2 separate regions of the Homo sapiens genome follow, and region 1 is linked to region 2. A link is an interaction called in ENCODE POLR2A ChIA-PET data of the cell type or tissue named here. Cell type or tissue: CD4-positive, alpha-beta T cell. All regions are shown on one strand. Region 1 overlaps EYA3 (EYA transcriptional coactivator and phosphatase 3). Region 2 overlaps PTAFR (platelet activating factor receptor).

Region 1 (4,000 bases), 130 kb before region 2:
ATGAACTTCTTGAGCAAGAGAAATGCTCTCATCAAGTAGTAAATGGGGTATAAGTGTGACAAAAGACACAGCAGAAAAGCAGCACACACCTCACATACTGCTATGACAATTCATACAGGTCAGCAAAATTCCAACCCATGGAGTCTTCTGCTCATTTATAGGACAAAATGCCACTGAAAATAGACTAGAACAAAATCAAGGCGTTTTCTGGACACCAACATGCAAAAGGGAAGGCTTCAATTCTATTAAGCAGCTCACATTCAAAGGCTAAACTACTTATAAACCACACTCCTAAGCTGTGGTTTGCCTAACACAAAAAGCATGCACAAATCCAAGTATCACCCCCTTTCTACTTTAGAAGACAGAGCTCCTGTATTATCCAATTTGTTTGTTTGGAGATACAGGTAGATTAAAAACAAGAAACAATAATAATAATTTTAAAACACACACACAACCATGCCTATTTACCTTGAATGGGATAAGAATAATGTGCTGGGCTTGGCTGGCTTGTGGTTAACCCTGTAGTGCAGGTAAGAACACTGTGTTGACTTGGAGATGGAGTCTGAATTAAACCACTTTCAGGTTTCATACCTGGCCACAATGCACCTGAATCAGATAAATTGGACCAATTACAAACAATACACTGGGACTGAGGAGCATGGTTATGCTTTCAAATATCAGCCAGTAGGTTTAAAATCTAAATCTTAAAACAAAAATAAATTTGCTTGTAAGAGAAAATTATTGAATCTCCCACTTGTAATATATCACAAGCAAATAACACTTTCAAAGAATTAGGGGATGAGGCTAAAGAAACAAAAAGCTTGCCACAAATCCCAATATGTATATAAATTCATTTCAATGACTGGGGGAAATTGACCAGGATTCAGAAAAAAAGAGTTATTGACACCCAACTGGAGTATCTGTTATAAAGAGTGCCTGATGTTCATGTACAGTGATAAATAATTTATCCAAACTGTCAAGGTAGGAGACATTCCATATAAGTTTAAAATTCACTTACCCATTAAACAAGGACCAAATTTTTCTAAAATATATTAAATACTTCTCTGCCTTCTTAAGCTGGTTATTTTGTTACTTTTGTTTCTTCCGATTAGGAAAGACATACCTGCTTATTTTTATAAATTAAAAACATTACAGAAATACATAATTTAGAAAAAAAATACAGTCATATATAATCCCATCATCCAGACTTAACCACTATTAACAGTTTGCAGAAGAGTCACCCAGATGATTTCTTCTTCTTCTTTTTTTTTTTTTTAAATAAGATAGGGTTTTGCTTTGTTGCCCAGGCTGGTCTTGAACTCCAGGCCTCAAGCGATACTTTTGCCCCAGCCTCCTTTAGTGCTGGGATTATAGGCATGAGCCACTACACTCAGTCCAGATTTCTTCTATGTATTCACTAATCTTCTTTTTAACAAAAATGGGATTGTGATTTTTTGTTGTTGTTGTTGTTGTTAAGAGACAGGGTCTTCCTCTGTCACCTAGGCTCAAATAATCCTCATGCCTCAGCTACAGGAGTAGCTGAGACTATGGGTGTGTGCCACCATACTTGACTAATTTTTTGTAGAGGTGGGGTCTTGCTATGTCGCCCAGGCCAGTCTTGAACTCCTGGCCTCAAGCAATCCTCCACCTTGGCTTTTTAAAGTGTTGGGATTACAGGCATGAGCCACTGCCAGCCAAGGACTGTGTTATACATAGTGTACATAATTTGCTTTTCCACATAATACCTCTAAGATTCATCTTTCCAAGTCAGAACATATAAATCTATCTCATACTGACAAACATCATAGCTGTTCATTTTTATTTTCTTTTTATCATAATGCTCCTGAGTAACAATCTTTCTAAAATATATTTATATCCCTTCCTGCCTTCTGAGCAAGGAGGAAATAGCACACATACCTTTAGATTTTCTCAGTTACTGTTTCAAAAATAAAAACTGTGCTGTGCTACATATATTACAGAGATACCGCAGAGGCTACTGTGATGTGTAAAGACAATTGTTTAGTACTAAATATAACTTAATTATAGTTCTGATTTTTAGGTTCTAATTTCACTGTTTTTCCTCTGTGGTCTGTCACTTCTTGACTTCCTTAGCAGTATCTGCCTTTTAATTTGCAATAAACTAGGCAACCATAAACAAAGCTTTGCATCTGCATGAGAGTCCAAGGATATTCTTTATGAGTGAAACACTCTTAAGTGCATGGTTTTGGTGATAATTTTGGCTACACAAAAGCCTACTTTTAAAAAGAAAATCCTTTTTTTTTTTTTTTTGAGATGGAGTTTCGCTCTTGTTGCCCAGGCTAGAGTGCAGTGGCACGATGATCTCAGCTCATTGCAATCTCCTCCTCCCGGGTTCAAGCGACTCTCCTGCCTCAGCCTCCCTAGTAGCTGGGATTACAGGTATGTACCACCATGCCTGGCTAATTTTGTATTTTTAGTAAAGATGGGGTTTCACTATGTTGGTCAGGCTGGTCTCGAACTCCTGACCTCAGGAGTTCCACCCACCTCAGCCTCCCAAAGTGTTGGGATTACAGGCACAAGCCACCATGCCAGGCCCCAAAAATCTTAATGCCTGGTTGTTCACTGTGTTCTGAATAGCTATGGTTACTGGGTTAGTGTAGTTGAAGCTGATAATTAGGTCTAAGAAGGTTCATCAACCAAACACATTCCATGTATGATATCAATACTAAGGTTAGCCATGACTTCAAACTCAACATTAACTCATCTCATTTATTTGCTCCTACTCTGATAAACTAGGAGTGATTGAATTTATAGCCAATGAACACATATATGCAATTAAAAATACAATACTTTGAGAATGAGAACCTCTGCTTCACCAGGGCACTGAGATACTTCAGTGCAACTCAGATTTGTCCAATTTGTTGATAAGTACATTTAGGAATAGTAAAGAGAAATATGAAAGTCTTAAAAAGACCAACAGTGGGATATGATAATCACTTCTTAATTTTTTTGAGACAAGGTCTTGCTCTGTTGCCCAGGCTGGAGGGCAGTGGTGCAATCATAGCTCACTGCAGCCTCAACCTCCTGGGATCAAGGGATCCTCCTGCCTCAAACCCCCGAATAGCTGGGACCACAGGCACACTACGCCTGGCTACTTTTTGTATTTTTGCAGAGACAAGGTTTTGTCATATTGCCTAGGCTGGTTTCAAACTCCTAGCCTTAAATGATCCTCCTGCCTTGACCTCCCAAAGTGCTGGGATTATAGGTATGGGTCACCGTGCCTGGCTTTGCCCCAAACTCTTAATGCATAAAAAGAAAATGTAATATTCTTTTCTCATCTATTAATCACATGAAATAACTTATTTTAAGAGACTGAGGAATACTGACATCGCTAGCATGAATTAGAAGCGTTTGCCCCATCATAATTCATGATCATTTAAATGTCTTGTCCAGATTAGCCATAATTAAGATTCTTGCCATGTCTGATTTTCAACAATAAAAATATTTGAGAATGTCATTTTTAAAACATTTATGATGTAAAATGTGAGTATCAGTGCTATGATTCCTGCTGATTGTATATCACACTTTTTGGTAAACAAATTGCTATTTCAATGTCACAATAACTTTCAGATTTATTGTCATCACTGTGATTTCTTTTTCCAAATAGGTTTTGACCCTAAGGTGGTAGATTTATAAACATGTTTATTTTTACACTATATGAAAATAATACCTTATTAATAACAATAGTATCAACTGAGAATGTTTTGATAGTCTCCCTCTTATAAGATCAAAAATTAGAACACAAATGTCCAAAATAAGTAGGAGATAGCTAGCTAGTTTTGAATATCTTTGGCCAGAAACATAAAGTAGATGTCTAATATATAATTATTTTATGAGGAATAAAAAACAATACAGACAGTACCTCCAGCATCACTGTAGACCTGGCTCTTCAGACATGCAAATCATCTTCCTCTAAAAGCAACCCTCCCAGAATTCCAGATAATAGGCAGCATGATCCAAT
Region 2 (4,000 bases):
TCAGGCTCTAGCCAGAACGGACTTCCCAGGCGGACCTTCAAACCTGTCCAGACATTTCCTGCCTAGAAGCCTCCACAATACCCATCTTGCTGTTTTGAATGCTCTTCCCTACCCACTCCTCACTCTCCGCTTTCCTTTTTTGTTGTTGTTGTTGAGATGGGGTCTCGCTCTGTCACCCAGGCTGGAGCGCAGTGGTGCAATCTCGGCTCACTGCAACCTCCGCCTCCCAGGTTCAAGCGATTCTCCTGCCTCAGCCTCCTGAGTAGCTGGGATTACAGGTGTGTGCCATCACACCCGGCTAATTTTTGTATTTTTAGTAGAGACGGCGTTTCACCATGTTGGTCAGGCTGATCTCGAACTCCTGACCTCATGATCCGCCACCTCGGCCTCCCAAAGTGCTGGGATTACAGGCGTGAGCCATCTCGCCTGGCTCCACTCCCCACTTTCACCTGGCCAAGTGCAACTCATGCTTCAGACCTCAGCTGAATTTCACTGCTTTAGGGAGGTCTTCAATGGACTTGGCTCACGGCTGTAATCTCAACACTCTGGGAGGCCAAGGCAGGCAGATTGCTGGAGCCCAGGGGTTTGAGACCAGCCTGGTCAACATGGCAAAATCCCCTCTCTACAAAAGAAAAAATTTAAATTAGCAAGGCATGGTGGTGCACTCCTGTAGTCCCAGCTACTCAGGAGGCCAAGGTGGAAGGATCAATTGAGCCTGGAAGGTCAAGGCTGCAGAGAGCTGTGACTTCACTACTGCACTCCAGCCTGGGCAACACAGCAAGACCCTGTCTCAAAAAGTAAAACAACGAAAAAGTCCATTGATATGATGTAGGTTCTACATCACAACGAACCTTTAAGAAACTACTATATGCGGGGCTTTGATATCATATCAAAGAATAGTATCTGCCAGGCGTGGTGGCTCATGCCTGTAATACCAGCACTTTGGGAGGCCGAGACGGGTGGATCACCTGAGGTCAGGAGTTCGAGACCAGCCTGGCCAACATGGTAAAACCCCACCACTACTAAAAATACAAAAAATCAGCCGGGTGTGGTGGCAGGCACCTATAATCCCAGCTACTCGGGAGGTTAAGGCAGGAGAATCGCTTGAACCCAGTAGGCGGAGGTTGCAGTCAGCCGAGATCATGCCATTGCATTCCAGCAGCCTGGGCAACAAGAACAAAACTCCAAAAAAAAAAAAAGAAAATATCACCAATTATCTGAAAAAGCCATTAAAAGATCCCTCCCTTTATAAGTATGTATCTGTGTGAAGGCAGATTTTCTTCAACCAAAACAACATATCACAGCAGCCTAAGTGCAAAAGCAGATATGAGAATCCAACTGTCTTCTATTTAGCCCAACATTAAAGAGATGTGTAAAAAATGTAAATCAATCCACTTCTCTCCCTAAATTGTTTATGTTTTAGAAAATCTAGCTATTTTTACAAAAATGTGTTATTTATGTTAACATGGAAAGAGTTTATTATTGGGTGTTTTTGTTTAAAAATGAAAATTTTTAGAATGTCTAAGTTTTCATTTTTAATACAATATTGCTGGAGATAACTTATGTAAACAAAAGCTCTTTGGCACCCTCAATAATCTTTAAGGATATAAAAGGACCCTGAGACCAGAAGACTTGAATACTGCTGCTCCACAATCTCAGCACCCCTGCCCTTCCTTGGATCCCAAGATGCCCAGTTCATCCAGGACCGGCCTTGTTTCTCTCTCAGGCTATACTGGTTATACCTTCTTGCCTTGGGGGTCCTGTTTCCAGGGCATGGAGGCATATTTGGCCTGTGTGGTGGCTGGGGGCAGCTCACAGCTGGGCAGGGCATGGTGCTCATTCTGGGTCTTGGGGGCAGTCAGGTCCGCACCTCCCTGCTACCCCCGCCCCCTTGCCCATCACAAAATGCCTTCCTCTTCCTGGGTTCCTGCACCCTGCCTGCCCACGCCTATTGAGAAAGCCTTTCCGCCAGGGCCAGGACTAGAGTGAAACATGTGAGGCATTCACTGGTTGCAAAATTTAAGAAGACACTAAACCTCAGCAATCAAGATAAATAATATTTTATTTTGTTTATTTATTTTTGAGACAGGGCTTGGCTCTGTCACCCAGACTGGAGTGCAGTGGCACAATCTTGGCTTACTGCAACCTCCACCTCCTGGGCTCAAGCCAACCTCCTACCTCAGCCTCCCAAGTAGCTGGGATTACAGGCACACGCTACCACACCAGCTAATTTTTGTATTTTTTGGTAGAGATGAGGCATGCCCACCATGGCCAGCTAATTTTTATAATTTTAGTTAGCTAGGCTGGTCTCGAACTCCTGACCTCAAGTGATCCGCCCGCCTCGGCCTCCTAAAGTGCTGGGATTACGGGTGTGAGCCACTGTGCCTGGCCAATAAATAATATTTTAATGCAATATTTTTTTAAATCAAAAGGAGTATTACTGATTCTTCCTCTTGCCTCAATCTCTAATATAACTGCCTGGCACTATTATGATACTGTCTTCATCTAACATTTTGGTACTTTGTTTATCATAATTTTTTTTGCATTAATTTTGATTTTTTTTTTTTTTTTGAGGTGGAGTCTCCCTCTGTCACCCAGGCTGGAGTGCAGTGGCGCGATCTCAGCTCACTGCAAGCTCCGCCTCCTGGGTTCACGCCATTCTCCTGCCTCAGCCTCCCGAGTGGCTGGGACTACAGGCGCCTGCCACGACGCCCGGCTAATTTTTTTTGTATTTTTGGTAGAGATGGGGTTTCACCATGTTAGCCAGGATGGTCTTGATCTCCTGACCTTGTGATCTGCCCGCCTCGGCCTCCCAAAGTGCTGGGATTACAGGCATTAGCCACCACGCCTGGCAATTTTGAGTTTTTAAAAAAACCTTCTCACCATGTGAACAGAACACACACACAGACTAGCCCAATTCACTCATTCAGTTGCTCATTCATGCATTCGTTGGACAAGCACTCACAGCTCCCGGAGCTGAGCAGTGCCCTGAGGCCTCAGAGAACAGACCCAGCCCTTGAGCAGCTCACAGGCCATTTTGCAAGAGAGAGATTCAGAAATAGATAAGCGGGCGGTGCTATGATGATGGATGTATCAGGTGTAACGCGGTTTCAGAGAAGCTGCCCCTACCCAGACTTGAGGGTGAGGAGAGACCTCCTGCCTATGCTGAAGGAGTTAATTTGATAGTGCGAGGAGAGAGGAATAACAGGCACAGGGGACTGCGGGACAGAGGCCTGGAAGAATAGGCAAAGGCGTACTTCATTCTAAAGGAACGTGAGACATTTGGTTTGGCCAAAACTTTAAGGAGTTGAGAAGAGACAGGGCTTTAAAAATAAGCAACAGGGCCAGGCGCGGTGGCTCACGCCTGTAATCCCAGCACTTCGGGAGGCCGAAGCGGGTGGATCATCAGGTCAGGAGTTTGAGACCAGCCTGACCAACATGGTGAAACCCTGTCTCTACTAAAAATACAAAAATTAGCCGGGTGTGGTGGCACGCATCTGTAATTCCAGCTACTTGGGAGGCTGAGGCAGGAGAATCGCTTGAACCCAGTAGGTGGAGGTTGCAGTGAGCTAAGATCATGCCACTGCACTCCAGCCTGGGCAACAGAGCCAGACTCCATCTTAAAAAAAAAAAATCATCAGTCAACTCAAGATGGGTCCTAGAGGTTAGTCTAAGGAGTCTGGACTTTATTCTGCAGACAATGGGAGTTATTGAAGGATCTTGAGCTTGGAAGGGACAAGACTGGGTCTGGATTTGGGGAAGATGGCTTTGACCACTGTGCACAGAATGAACTGGAGGTGATCAGACCAGAGTCAGGGAGACAGCAAAGAGACACGTGCAGTCGTCTGGAGGGCCTCAAGAGGACTGCACCAGGGCAGAGCCGATGGAGGGAAATGGATGGTTGTGAGAGTTATTTGGGAAATCAGATGGACAGAATTTGGTAACGGATGGGATATTGGTTGAGAGAAAAGGAGGAAACAAAGAGAACTGCCAGGTGTCT

What was found. ChIA-PET counts read pairs that join two places held together with the same protein. Peaks named below come from ENCODE experiments on the same cell type or tissue, not always from the same donor. Only the 100,000 strongest peaks of a DNase experiment are listed, where the experiment ranks them.
Region 1: POLR2A ChIA-PET joins it to region 2 with 6 read pairs; 2 of 35 experiments call an interaction of 5 or more read pairs at or near these places.

Annotation. Positions count from the first base shown.
Region 1 is chr1:28,027,321-28,031,320 of GRCh38, forward strand. It overlaps EYA3 (EYA transcriptional coactivator and phosphatase 3), which reads right to left. Exons shown (of 18, transcript NM_001990.4): 7 at 469-606. Among named protein-coding and RNA genes, the nearest start is that of EYA3, 59 kb to the right of the region's middle. In CD4-positive, alpha-beta T cell, no CTCF peak of the experiment used is centred here; no DNase peak of the experiment used is centred here.
Region 2 is chr1:28,155,076-28,159,075 of GRCh38, forward strand. All of the region lies in intron 1 of PTAFR (platelet activating factor receptor), which reads right to left. Among named protein-coding and RNA genes, the nearest start is that of PTAFR, 20 kb to the right of the region's middle. In CD4-positive, alpha-beta T cell, no CTCF peak of the experiment used is centred here; a DNase peak (open chromatin) is centred at 1,936.